Linked DNA regions of Homo sapiens: all the other regions are linked to region 1. A link is a contact called in ENCODE Hi-C or POLR2A ChIA-PET data. All regions are on one chromosome and are shown on one strand. Each heading gives the region's core, a stretch centred on a gene start or an enhancer-like site at or near the end of the contact. The rest is flanking DNA. Distances are from core to core; before and after follow the strand shown.

Evidence for each region. A loop is a pair of places that touch in the nucleus more often than their neighbours do. ChIA-PET counts read pairs that join two places held with the same protein, here RNA polymerase II (POLR2A). Pooled maps may share reads with other maps.
Region 2: a loop to region 1 is called in a map of sigmoid colon, with 3 times the contacts of the local background. The contact joins the enhancer-like site here to the promoter of MAN2B2 in region 1. A Hi-C loop is called at or near these places in 1 of 168 maps with a recorded cell type or tissue (sigmoid colon), 2 of 37 single-sample maps with no recorded cell type and 12 of 50 pooled maps. POLR2A ChIA-PET finds 5 or more read pairs at or near these places in 2 of 52 experiments (HEK293T and Panc1).
Region 3: a map of ascending aorta shows a loop between it and region 1 (16-fold over the local background). The contact joins the promoter of TBC1D14 here to the promoter of MAN2B2 in region 1. A Hi-C loop is called at or near these places in 1 of 168 maps with a recorded cell type or tissue (ascending aorta), 1 of 37 single-sample maps with no recorded cell type and 14 of 50 pooled maps. POLR2A ChIA-PET finds 5 or more read pairs at or near these places in 1 of 52 experiments (OCI-LY7).

What each region holds. Positions count from the first base shown.
Region 1 is chr4:6,573,688-6,577,180 of GRCh38, forward strand. It overlaps MAN2B2 (mannosidase alpha class 2B member 2), which reads left to right and starts at 1,502. Exons shown (of 19, transcript NM_015274.3): 1 at 1,502-1,661; 2 at 2,891-3,037. The coding sequence starts at 1,524. LOC105374365 (a long non-coding RNA gene) reads left to right here. Exons shown (of 3, transcript XR_925098.3): 3 at 504-651. RefSeq lists enhancers at 1-466, 467-1,234, 1,235-2,003 and a silencer at 1,292-1,751.
Region 2 is chr4:6,989,890-6,993,382 of GRCh38, forward strand. All of the region lies in intron 3 of TBC1D14 (TBC1 domain family member 14), which reads left to right. Among named protein-coding and RNA genes, the nearest start is that of CFAP184, 51 kb to the right of the region's middle. Within about 2 kb of position 1,787, at least 16 of the 41 ENCODE cell types and tissues checked have a DNase peak (open chromatin) inside an H3K27ac peak, as active enhancers do; they include sigmoid colon, where a contact is called at or near this core.
Region 3 is chr4:6,908,210-6,911,702 of GRCh38, forward strand. It overlaps TBC1D14 (TBC1 domain family member 14), which reads left to right and starts at 1,617. Exons shown (of 14, transcript NM_020773.3): 1 at 1,617-1,742. RefSeq lists a silencer at 984-2,043 and an enhancer at 2,284-2,353.

The DNA.
Region 1 (3,493 bases), core at 252-2,751:
ATCCCATTGACTAGCACTTAGCCACGTGGCCGCACCTGGTTGCAGAGGCTGGAGAGTGGAGCCCAGCTGTGAGCCTGGCCGGTCATGGGGACATGTGTTAGTGAGTACTGTCCACGTCAGGCTCAGACCATCTGACCTGAGGCTATGGGGATGCAGGGGTCCCCAGGGGGTGGACAGGACAGAAGGAGGAGGGAGACCTGCTTGGAGAACCTGTTCTCAGTTTCCATTTGTTACATAATGGACAAGAGGACCAGCACTTTTGCTCAGAGCTGCAGCTCTGGTTCCGCTAGGAAATGCCAGGCAGGGGCACAGCCAAGTGGTTCTCAGACAGTAAACCCCAAGCCACAGACCCTTGCTTTCTTGGGCAGGGAGTAGTGGACAGGGCTGACTCCAGGCAACAGTCCCAAACAGGCTGCACCAATGTGACCGCACCTCCCCTGAGTGCAGGCAAGGGGTGCTGTGCTCACGCTCTCAGCCTGGGTGCATCCTTACTTTGTTCACAGCTCCTCTATCGGACCCATTTCACTGAGGCTCAGCGAGGTTACCTATGTCGCCCCAGGTCACCATCCAGTAACCCAGAAAGCTTCTCTTGGCTCCTCCACTAACTGCGTGATCTTGGACAAGTCAGTTACTGTCTCTGAAAGCCAGTTCTCCTCCTTAAAATGGAGACAGTTGAGCCAGGCATGCTGGTTTATGCCTGTAATCCCAGCACTTTGAGAGGCGGAGGCAGGAGGATCGCTTGAGCTCAGGAGTTTGGGACCAGCCTGGGCAACATAGTGAGGCCCCCATCTCTATAAATTTTTTTTTTAATTAGCTGGGTGTGGCAGTGTGCCCCTGTGGTCCCAGCTACTCAGGAGGCTGAGGTGGGAGGATCACTTGGGCCCGGGAGGTCAAGGCTGCAGTGAGCCCTGATCGCGCCACTGCACTCCGGCCTGGGAGACAGAGTGAGATCCTGTCCAAAAAAAAAAAAAGGAGACAGTCCCATAACAAGCCCCCCATGGCGCCGCCCAGATGGGGTTTCGACGCCAGGGAGAGGAGGGAAAGGGTTATCAGGGAAGGTTCCTGGTGGCAGAGCTCACAGGGTCCGTGCTGAGCCGAATTTTGCACGGTAGCCTCAGAGTCCCGGAGCCGAGTCCAGAGGGCGGGATGCAGGTATTGCGAAGAGGCACACGCTCCGAGAGGAACCACCAGAGCGTGGGCTTTGGGCGAGGAGGGGTCTCCTCTGGTTGGGGGAGATCTGGCAGGCTTGGGGGAGATGGGGCTGAAAGGATGGACAGGGAGGGAAGGCCAGAAAGCTGGAGACGGGGATGGAGAGCTAAACCGCAAAGAGCAGGCGCCCTGCCCCGCTGAGGGCCCCGCGCCTCCAGCTCCTCCTTCCCGAGCTTCCCGGGGTCGGCGTCCAGCCGGCAACCAATGGGCCCCGCCCCCGCCCGCAGCCAATGGGCCGCGTCCCCGCCCGCGCGGCCGCCCCGCCCCTCGCGGACCCGGAAGTGGGCCTGGCACCTTCCCGGCCTGCCGCAGGGATGGGGCAGCTGTGCTGGCTGCCGCTGCTGGCACCGCTCCTGTTGCTGCGACCGCCAGGGGTCCAGTCCGCCGGCCCCATCCGGGCCTTCGTGGTGCCCCACAGCCACATGGACGTGGGCTGGGTCTACACTGTGCAGGTAGGTGCCGACCACGCCCCGCGCGCCCCTGAGGCTGCAGCTTCCCTCTCCCCGCGGGATCTGAGTGTGGGTTTGCGTCCCGGGGCCCGATGCCGGCGCAGAAGGAGGCTCAGTGGGTTCAGGACCCCACGCTGCCATTGACTGGTTGCGTCGCTAACTTCGGGCCAGTCACTTCCTGCCTCTGAACCCCCATTTCCCCTTCTGGAGGGTGGTGCAGATTGGAGGGACCCCTGCATTCCCGGCTGGGGAGGGGCTTGGGGGTTGACAGTGGTAACCCATTTTCCAGGGAAGCCTGGAGCAGGAGAGGGTGGGGCTGGCTTCAGAGCAGGTGGATGTCAGGTGCCCGCTGGGAAGGGGCCGGGCTGGTCCCCTGCGGGGCTGAATATTGGAGGCCAGCTCAGCGTCCTCCGCCCCCCAGGACAGGGGTGAAGGTGGACCTGTGGTCACCTCCTGGTTCTGCTCAGGACCTTGGGCGAGGGGCTTTGGTCCCTAAGCCTCAGTTTCCCCATCTGTAAAGGGTAGGGGAAGCATGCCCACTACAGCCAGTTTCCAGAGGAGAAAACCGAGGCCCAGAGAGGGTTGCTGCCTTGCCCAAGGTCGCTCGGGAATAACCCTCATGCCTCCTGACTCCCTGCTCGGTGCTCCTTCCATTCATGTAAGCACTCTGTGGGCACCCTGTGTGCAGGGCCCTCGGGACTCGGATGGGAACACACTACAGCTGTGGTCCTTGGAGCTCCCAGCCTTGGGGAGGCAGACGCCTAGACGCCAGGGACAGCCTGGGGAGCTCTTCCTCTCAGCACCAGCTTTCCTCATTTCAGCCCCAGCAGGCCCCTTTGGGGTCACTGGACCACACCCCGACTGAGGCCTAAGACTTTCCTGTGCTGCCCCTCAATGGCACACTCAGGGCCCAGCCCCCCAAATTGCACACTCAAGGCCCAGCTTGCTCACCCCTCTGAGAAACTGTCCCTGACCCCTGGGCTGGGAGGGCACCTGTCTCTGCCCATGTAGGGTGTCTGTTTCCCCGTCCCTCTCCCCCAGGAGAGCACGATCCCATCCAGTGGGGAGAGCCTGGTATGGAGCGAGTGCCTAATAGCTGTGTGGGGGGTGAGCAGCAGGGAAGGAAGGGCAGAGCCCCCAACCCCATGCAGACACACCTGGCGAATGGCAGGGGCCCCAGGGACACTTGGTCTTGTTGGACCGGGGCTGGCATGATGCTGTCCCCTCCCCAGGAAAGCATGCGGGCGTACGCCGCCAATGTCTACACCTCAGTGGTGGAAGAGCTGGCCCGCGGCCAGCAGCGCCGGTTCATCGCTGTGGAGCAGGAGTTTTTCCGGCTGTGGTGGGATGGCGTCGCCTCGGACCAGCAGAAATACCAGGTAATGAGGTCACCAGGTGACACAGTTGGCCCAGTATCCTGGCAAAGACCCAGGTGGAAAACTCAATGGGGCAGTTCTAGCCAGGGCCAGGGCCAGGCTGGCATAAACCACAGGGCCAAAACCCCACCGGGCTATTCACAGCCTTGTTTAGATCAAGGTTCACGGTGAGTTCCATGCCTGGGAGAGATTGCTTTCAATTTAATCCTGAATTTCTGTCTATTCTTGAAAAAACTGCCAGCTCTGGCAACCCAGCTGTGCACTTCCGTGCCAGCTGGCACTAAGTCAGCAGTGCCCCCTGACACCAGGCATCCCAGGTGTCCCCAAGCCCTCACCCTCTTCTCTCATTTGTGTTATCTGCCTGGCCCCCGGGCCCAGGGTCTGGTGACCCTTGATGAGGGTGCGATAGTCCCTGTGGTTTGAGGGTAGGCAGCAGGTTGCTTCATACAGCATGGAGAG
Region 2 (3,493 bases), core at 537-3,036, 420 kb after region 1:
TCGTCTTTCCCAGCGTGATTCCTTATAAGCTGCCCAGAGCAGGGACTTCGAACAACTGTGCTTCTAAACTGACAGCCTGCAAACTTTTTTGAAATTATCCCCAGTTAGACACTTTAAATTGAGACTCATTGTACTGACATAACTAAGTGTAAAGCTGAAGCAAATTGTATTTATGTACTGTGTTTTATTGTTTTGTTTTTTTTAAAAATGCTGTTGTGACCAATCAAACTGATCTGCTGCTAGAACTTTGAAGAACCTTGTTCTAAATTCCTTCTGGGGGCTGGGTGCAGTGGCTCACGCCTGTAATCCCAGCACTTTGGAGGCTGAGGTGGGTGGATCACTTGAGATCAGGAGTTCCAGACCAGCCTGGCCAACATGGCAAAACCCTGTCTCTACTAAAAATACAAAAATTAGCTGGGCCTGGTGGCACGCGCTTGTAATCCCAGCTACTTGGGAGGCTGAGGCAGGAGAATCGCTTGAACCCGGGAGGCAGAGGTTGCAGTGAGCCAAGGTTGCACCACTGCACTTCAGCCTGGGTGACAGAACGAGACTCCTCAAAAATAAATAAATAAATTCCCTTTAGGGTTGTCCAGGGTGGCAGCTGTCACTTAAGTGGGCAGTTTATTTTACCTGTTAGTCTGCAGGGATTTTGACGAGCACAGCAAGACGGGCATCGATGCTTGGTTTAAACCAAGAGACTTCAAAATTTGGTCCCATGCAGAGATGGAACTTGGGAATGATGAGTTGGACTGAAGTGGACCGCACCAGTACTTGCCTGGCACACAGAAAGGGCTTGGCACTTGAGGGAGTGAGTGCCCAGCCATTTTACATATCTTATCTCTTGACCGCCACAGTGGTCTGTACAGTTGCTACTGTTTTATAGCTGAGAACAGACTGAGAGACAAGACGACTCACCCAAGCCAGGACCTAGAACTCTGGTTTTACTTCCAGAGCCTTATCCCTTGCTAGCCCGACCTTAGCGCTGATAATCCACAACTGAGTGTTCTTTCTCCAGTGCTGTTTCTTCCCTCCGGGATCCTGGGAGTGAACAGTCCTCTTTCTTCTTTCTAAAGTTGGTTTGTCTGGCCTGGACAGTGAGCTTACTGTTGTCACCTCCAGGTTGCCCTGGGAGAACCGGGTCTAGAGCAGGACCTGTCACCATTTCCAACACCATTTCTCTTCTGAAAGGGTGCCTAAGGTTTTGGAAAGGGCTTTGCCTGGGATTTCAAGTATGAGCAGGCTAGGCCACCTGTGTTACTTTATTATTTTAATCATGCCTTGGTCTGTGATTAAAACAAGCATTTGACCCTGCGTCTCTGCTGATCTGTGCACTTAGTTCAGTATTTGAGGTTTCGGTCACGGTTGTGAAAACTACTGAGACTGAATCTGAATGATGGATTACTTCTGATGCATGTCTGCCAGAGGCTTGCATGAATTCTGTGATGAGGAGTGTGGCTGCGGAACCCCAGCGCGTGGCCTGTGACCCAGCTTCCCCACTTGCCCGCCGGGTAAGTCACGGACACCTCTGGGTCCCCGTGTGTGTTTGGTGCACAGGGAGTGCTGGAGAAACAGCAGCCCTTGTTGGTCTGTGGCACTTGCTTTTTCTCCCCCTCAGACCTGAAACCACTGGAAGAGGCAGGAAACCATGCCTGCCTCAGGTAGCCTGCATCCCTGCTTTTTTTTCTTGAACCTTCGTTGGGCCATCTGACCACAGCCACAGCTTTGCGCTGGTGAGGTACAGCGTGTCCTTGTGCAGCTGTCTTGTTGGCGTGGTCTGGGATGGGGCAGCCCCTTCGGGGGGCTGGTGTGGAGGAAATGGAGTTAACCCAGCATGGTCTAGGGTGGAGCAGCCCCTTCGGGGGGCTGGTGTGGAGGAGATGGAGTTAACCCAGTGTGCACGCGTAAAGCACTCAGAGGTGCTGGGCTTGTTAGCGTCAGCCGCCGCCACTGTTTGTTGCTGTTGGTAATAGTAAGAAGCTCTGACTGAAGCGATCTGATGTTTCTGGTCATGACTCAAGGCTTTTACTTCCTTTTACTCCTACTTTTTGTATCTGTGCTGTTGGCAACTTGGCAGGGCTCCTAGATTGTTGTTTGGCACTAGAGCATGGTTTTCTGCCTTTCCCGTGGTTTCAGGTCTGAGGGGAGAGAAAGCTAGTGGCGCAGACCAACAAGGGCTGCCCTTCTCCAGCACTCCCTGTGCACCAGAGGCTGTGACATCACCTCATTCCTTCCAGCAGCCCACTCAGGGTGAGGCAGGCGGGGTTTCCCATTTTGCAGATGTGGAAAGAAGGCTTAGGGATTTGAAGTGAGTACCTTGCCCGAGGTCACAGCTGGTGGTTGGTGGATCTGAATTTGCTCCCAGAGCTATCTGGCTGCAGAGGCCACACCTAAGCCGTGTAGGACTCGGGCTTTCCCCTCTAAAACTGCACACCTGTGGGTTTGAGTGTATTCACAGATGATATTGGGCCGGCTCAGGGCGGCAGGCCCAGCCTTGCTGGCTGTATGCTTCAGGCAAGTCACTTCACTTTGAGCCTCAGTTACCCTGTCTTTAAAATGGGTAACACTTGCCAAGCAGATTGCTGTGAAGACAAAGTGAGTCCACATGCACAGAGCACACAAAAGCCGATGGAAATGGGCATCCACATCCTGCCATGGCTGATTTTGGGCCCAGCATTCTGGCCTTGGCATACAGTTCACCAGACCAGGCTCAGCAGATAAGTAGCACCTCATGGGGTATGTGTTACTAATTCTTGTTAAAATGCAGCATGCCTCAGAATCTTTCTCAACACACAGCTTTTGTTTGATTTCCTATGAAATTGGAGACTTTGACATTCAGGTGCTAGACTTGAAGCTTCATGAGGGCTAGTGCCGTCTTAGGTCACGGCTGTGTACCCCATACAGTGTAGATGTTCAGATGCTTGAATCCAGCAAGGAATGAGTCCGTGTTTTCAGTTTTTGGTAAGTGGAAGTAATTTTAGAATTGTAATGAAACCATGTTAAGCCACAGTAAACAGTGTTAAGACATGTGACCATATACATCCAGGTGTACAGAAACTGCCCCACCCAACTGCTTCTTGGTGCACGTCCTTCTCATAGCCTGTGTATTTTGAGGAAATAATCTATTTCTTTATACTTTTTAGAGGCCTTTCTGGCTAAGAGAATAATTGCTTGCCGCATAATTTCACCAGTAACACGCCTCTTGACAGCTAGTTTCCCTGAAATTCATTTAGCAATTTCTCACCACCTCATGACAAACATGAAATCTTAGGTTAACACTACCTTCTTTGTCCTATCTTCTCAATGAGATTATCTTCCCTTCAGGGGCATTCCTGAGAGCCTTGTCTGTAATATTTCCTTAATTATCTATAATCATCTTAAATGATTGTGTTTTTTGATTTTGCACAGAGCGAAGTACCTACACATTATTTCAGAAGCACCAACCTGTTTGGCTCTCCTGAGTTCTTCCAGCTGGGCGTTTGGAATGTGGGTCACC
Region 3 (3,493 bases), core at 367-2,866, 330 kb after region 1:
TCGTATTATTTTTACTTAAAACCCCCAGAAATTTAAGCATTTATAAAGTTTCTGTGATGCAGCACTGCGAGGGATGTTAATGTTTTTGCTTTCAAGAGATCGCCTTTAAAAATCTCTCTTGCTTCTGCGTCATATCTCATAGATGCTCAGGGTTTTTACAGCCATGAGCTGGAGAGGAGACCCAAGTTCGGGGTTCCCTAGCCCATCCCTAACGACCGCAGTAGAGACAAATCTTCCATTTCATGCTTCCAGATGCTTCCTGTAATGCGGAAACTCCTCCTGCCCCTGACCTTTCTGAGTGGCTGAGTCTTCCCTTAGATTGGGCTGCAGTCAGTCTCTCCCGGGTTTCCTCTCTGGTAATTTATCTGCCAGTGACAACCCTCAGGGCTCCTGGTTGGCAGGAGCCAAAGCCAAGTGGAAATCCAGGACTTCTGGCTCCCAGCGCTGGGTCTCTCCTCTTGCCCTCAAGTCCCCAGAGTCTAACGACAACCCAATAACGTCAAATACCAACTATTTGCCAGGCCCAGGGAAAATAGCAGTAAACAAGATAAGCCCGGCTTTCCTCATGGAACCCACAGCCTAGAAGGGGAATGGAGACCCACTGCCCGTCAACAGGGGCTCCTCACATACTCTCTACCAGCTCATGGAGGGCTCTGGGGCAGGGAACCTGGCTTCTGCCCCTCTCAGCTACTGACCCACCCGGGTCCTTGGGCGGAGGGCTTCATCTCTGAGCCCGTTTCCCGCTTTGTACAATGGCTCTGATCATAGATCCCGTCTCTGGAGTTTGTGCAATGTTGAGGCCAAATATGCAGATAACGCCAGGCCAGTGGCTTCCAAACCCGCGTGCACATTACACAGCTTCCCAAACTGATGATGCTTCCATCTCATCTTCAGAGACTGTGACTTAATCGGCCTGGGCTTCAGAATATTAAAAGCTCCGCAGGCAATACTAAAGTGCAGACCAGTTTGGGAACTACAGCGCCAGGCACCGTGTCACAGCGCGATAAGAGAGAACGTTCGGAAAAGCCCTTTATAGATTAAGAGACTGAGGCTGGCTGGGAGGACGCCACGGCGCCGCTCCCAAGACCACCGCGGCGGGGCCTGAGCTCCGGTGTCACGCAAAGCTTCCCTTCCGCGGCGGGGCCCGGGCCGTCTCCCGCACACCGGCCGGGGCAGGGGAGCCCCATCGATGCGCTCCGCCGCTCGGCTCCCTACGCCTGAGCCCTGCCCGCTCGAGCCCCTTCCCCCTCCCGGCCGCTTCCCACTTCCAAGATGGCTGCGGGTGGAGCCGACCAGGTAAGGGGCCCCCTGTCGGATGTCCGTGGGGGCCCTGCGGGCACAAAGGCCCGCTCAAGGCAGCTCCTCGCCACTCCGGTTGGTTCTCCGGCAAAAAAAAAGGGCCGGCGACGCCGCTCCGGAGGCCCGCGGCGGGCGGCCCCCGGAAGAGGGACAGCCGGGCGAGCGCCGAGCTCCAGACGCGGCGGCACGGGCGGAAGAACGGGCGCGGGCCGGCAGGGGGCGGGGCGCAAGTGCGTGGGGGCGTGCCCAGGGGGCGGGCGAGGGGGCGGGGCGAAGCGAGGGTGCGCGCCGCTGTTCGCCGCGGGCTGCTCGCGCGCACCTGCGGGTCGGACCCGCTGCCTACCGCGTGCCCGGCGTCCTCGTCGCGCGAGTTGCCGGTCCCGCGGGGCCTGGGCTGCGGGCCCACGGGTCCCGGGGATGGCGTCGGAGCCGCGCTAACTCCGGTACTGAGAGCCTCCCGCGAGGGCCGGGCCGCGGGCCGCGAGGGAGGGCAGGGCGCGCGGGGCCGCCACCTGCTGCAGCGCCGGCCGAGGCGGGGAGCGGCCGGGGCGAGGCAGGTCGCCGGGCGCGGGTCCTGCTGGGTGTCCCTCGCCGCGCGGCCGCGGCTCCTGCACGCCAGGGCAGCGCGTGCGTGGCGCCCGGGGTGCCGTTACGGGGCCTCCGGGGCGGGGGCGACTCTCGGGACTCGGCGGCCCTCGCGGAGGCGCGCGCTGTGTCCCGCTCCTTTACGGAACTTGACGAAAAGTTTTCCTACTCCGACGCGAGGCTCCCGGCCTGAGAAGAGGCGCCTCGGTGCGCCAGACCCCGACCCCGGAGCCCCCTTCCACCTCGGACCCTCAGTCCCCAGGCAGCGGACCCTCCTCCTTGGAGCCCCTGACCCCGCTTTCATCTCTGACCCCTCTACCCCTGGAGCCCCTGACCCGCGAAACCCCCTTTCATCTCGGAGCCCTGACCTCCTTGGACCTCCACCCACGCGAACCGTCTGTCCCTGGGCTAGGGAATCTCTCTGCCTCCGCCTTGGAGCCTCCCATTACCGGGCCGCGAAGACCCTGGCCCGGGGACTGTCTCGGGGCCGGGGTAGCTGCCTTGAGGAGTAAGTCCGGGGACTCCTGGTCTCCCTCCCGCCAGGAGTCTCTCTAGGCTGTGGGTTGCGGTCCTGATGGGAACAGCTGGTCAGGAGGATAGGAGAATGACCCTGTGGACTCCAGAGCCAGCCTCTGCGAGCCCCGGGGTGACCGCGCCTGACCAGGCCACGTGAAGTCGTTTCTGTCCTAAAGTTGCATAGGACGCCGTTTTCTCTAGCGTGGAATTGGAAGCTTTGCTTGGGAAGGTTTTATAGGCACCGGTGCGTTTTGCCCCTACTGGAGGTCCCTGGGCATCACCTTGGTTATTTCACGCACTGAGGCTAGATGAGGAGGGTAGTCGTGGTGGTGTCTTGGGGACAAAATGCTCACTGTCTTGTCCCCAGTATTGTAGGATGTTGGCACCTAGTTGCTGTCTTGCCTAGCTTTTATAGCGGTGGGTTGCCTGTTGGAAACTGGTGGTTGCTTTGTCTGGACCGGGCTAGTCCTTACAGCAGTCTTAGAACACTTCCTGTTGCCCAGTTTATCTGGCCAGTACCAACCCATATCTCAGTTTGGGTATGGCTTCCCCCCTCCGACCAACCCTCTTACTGCTTCTTTGCTGTGTGTTTGACCCCTTGAGATTGTGGGCTCCGCAATCCTAATGAGATCCCCAGTCCTAATGAGAGCCTGGCATGAACTTGGTGCTCAGGGTCATTGGGCGAAAACACCTTTTGGGAAACATCAAGGGTGTCAGCTGGTACTAAGGGAGACAGAGTAACTGGCTGGGAGCCACCCACATGGGGAGAGTCAGAGATGGGATTCAAACTGAGGCAGGCTACTGGGCCAGGCTCTGCTCACCTCGGTATCCTCCGCTGTTCCAGCACTTTGCACCGAGCTGGGCCTGATTCCTGTTTGTGCAACTGAGTTTTCACCGTCTGCCCCCAGCCTACCCTCTCACATTCAGCTTGGGCTTTGCCTCTCCTGGCTTCTGCTGTTCCCCTGTGTTCCTTTAGCCCCTGCAGTTCCTCTGCATTGGGTCCGCTGTCTCCACCCCACTCCCCGTTTAGTGGGTGAATTCCTGTCTTTCATGCCTCCACCTTCCCTCCTCTACTCTGGGTTGATTGCTTAGC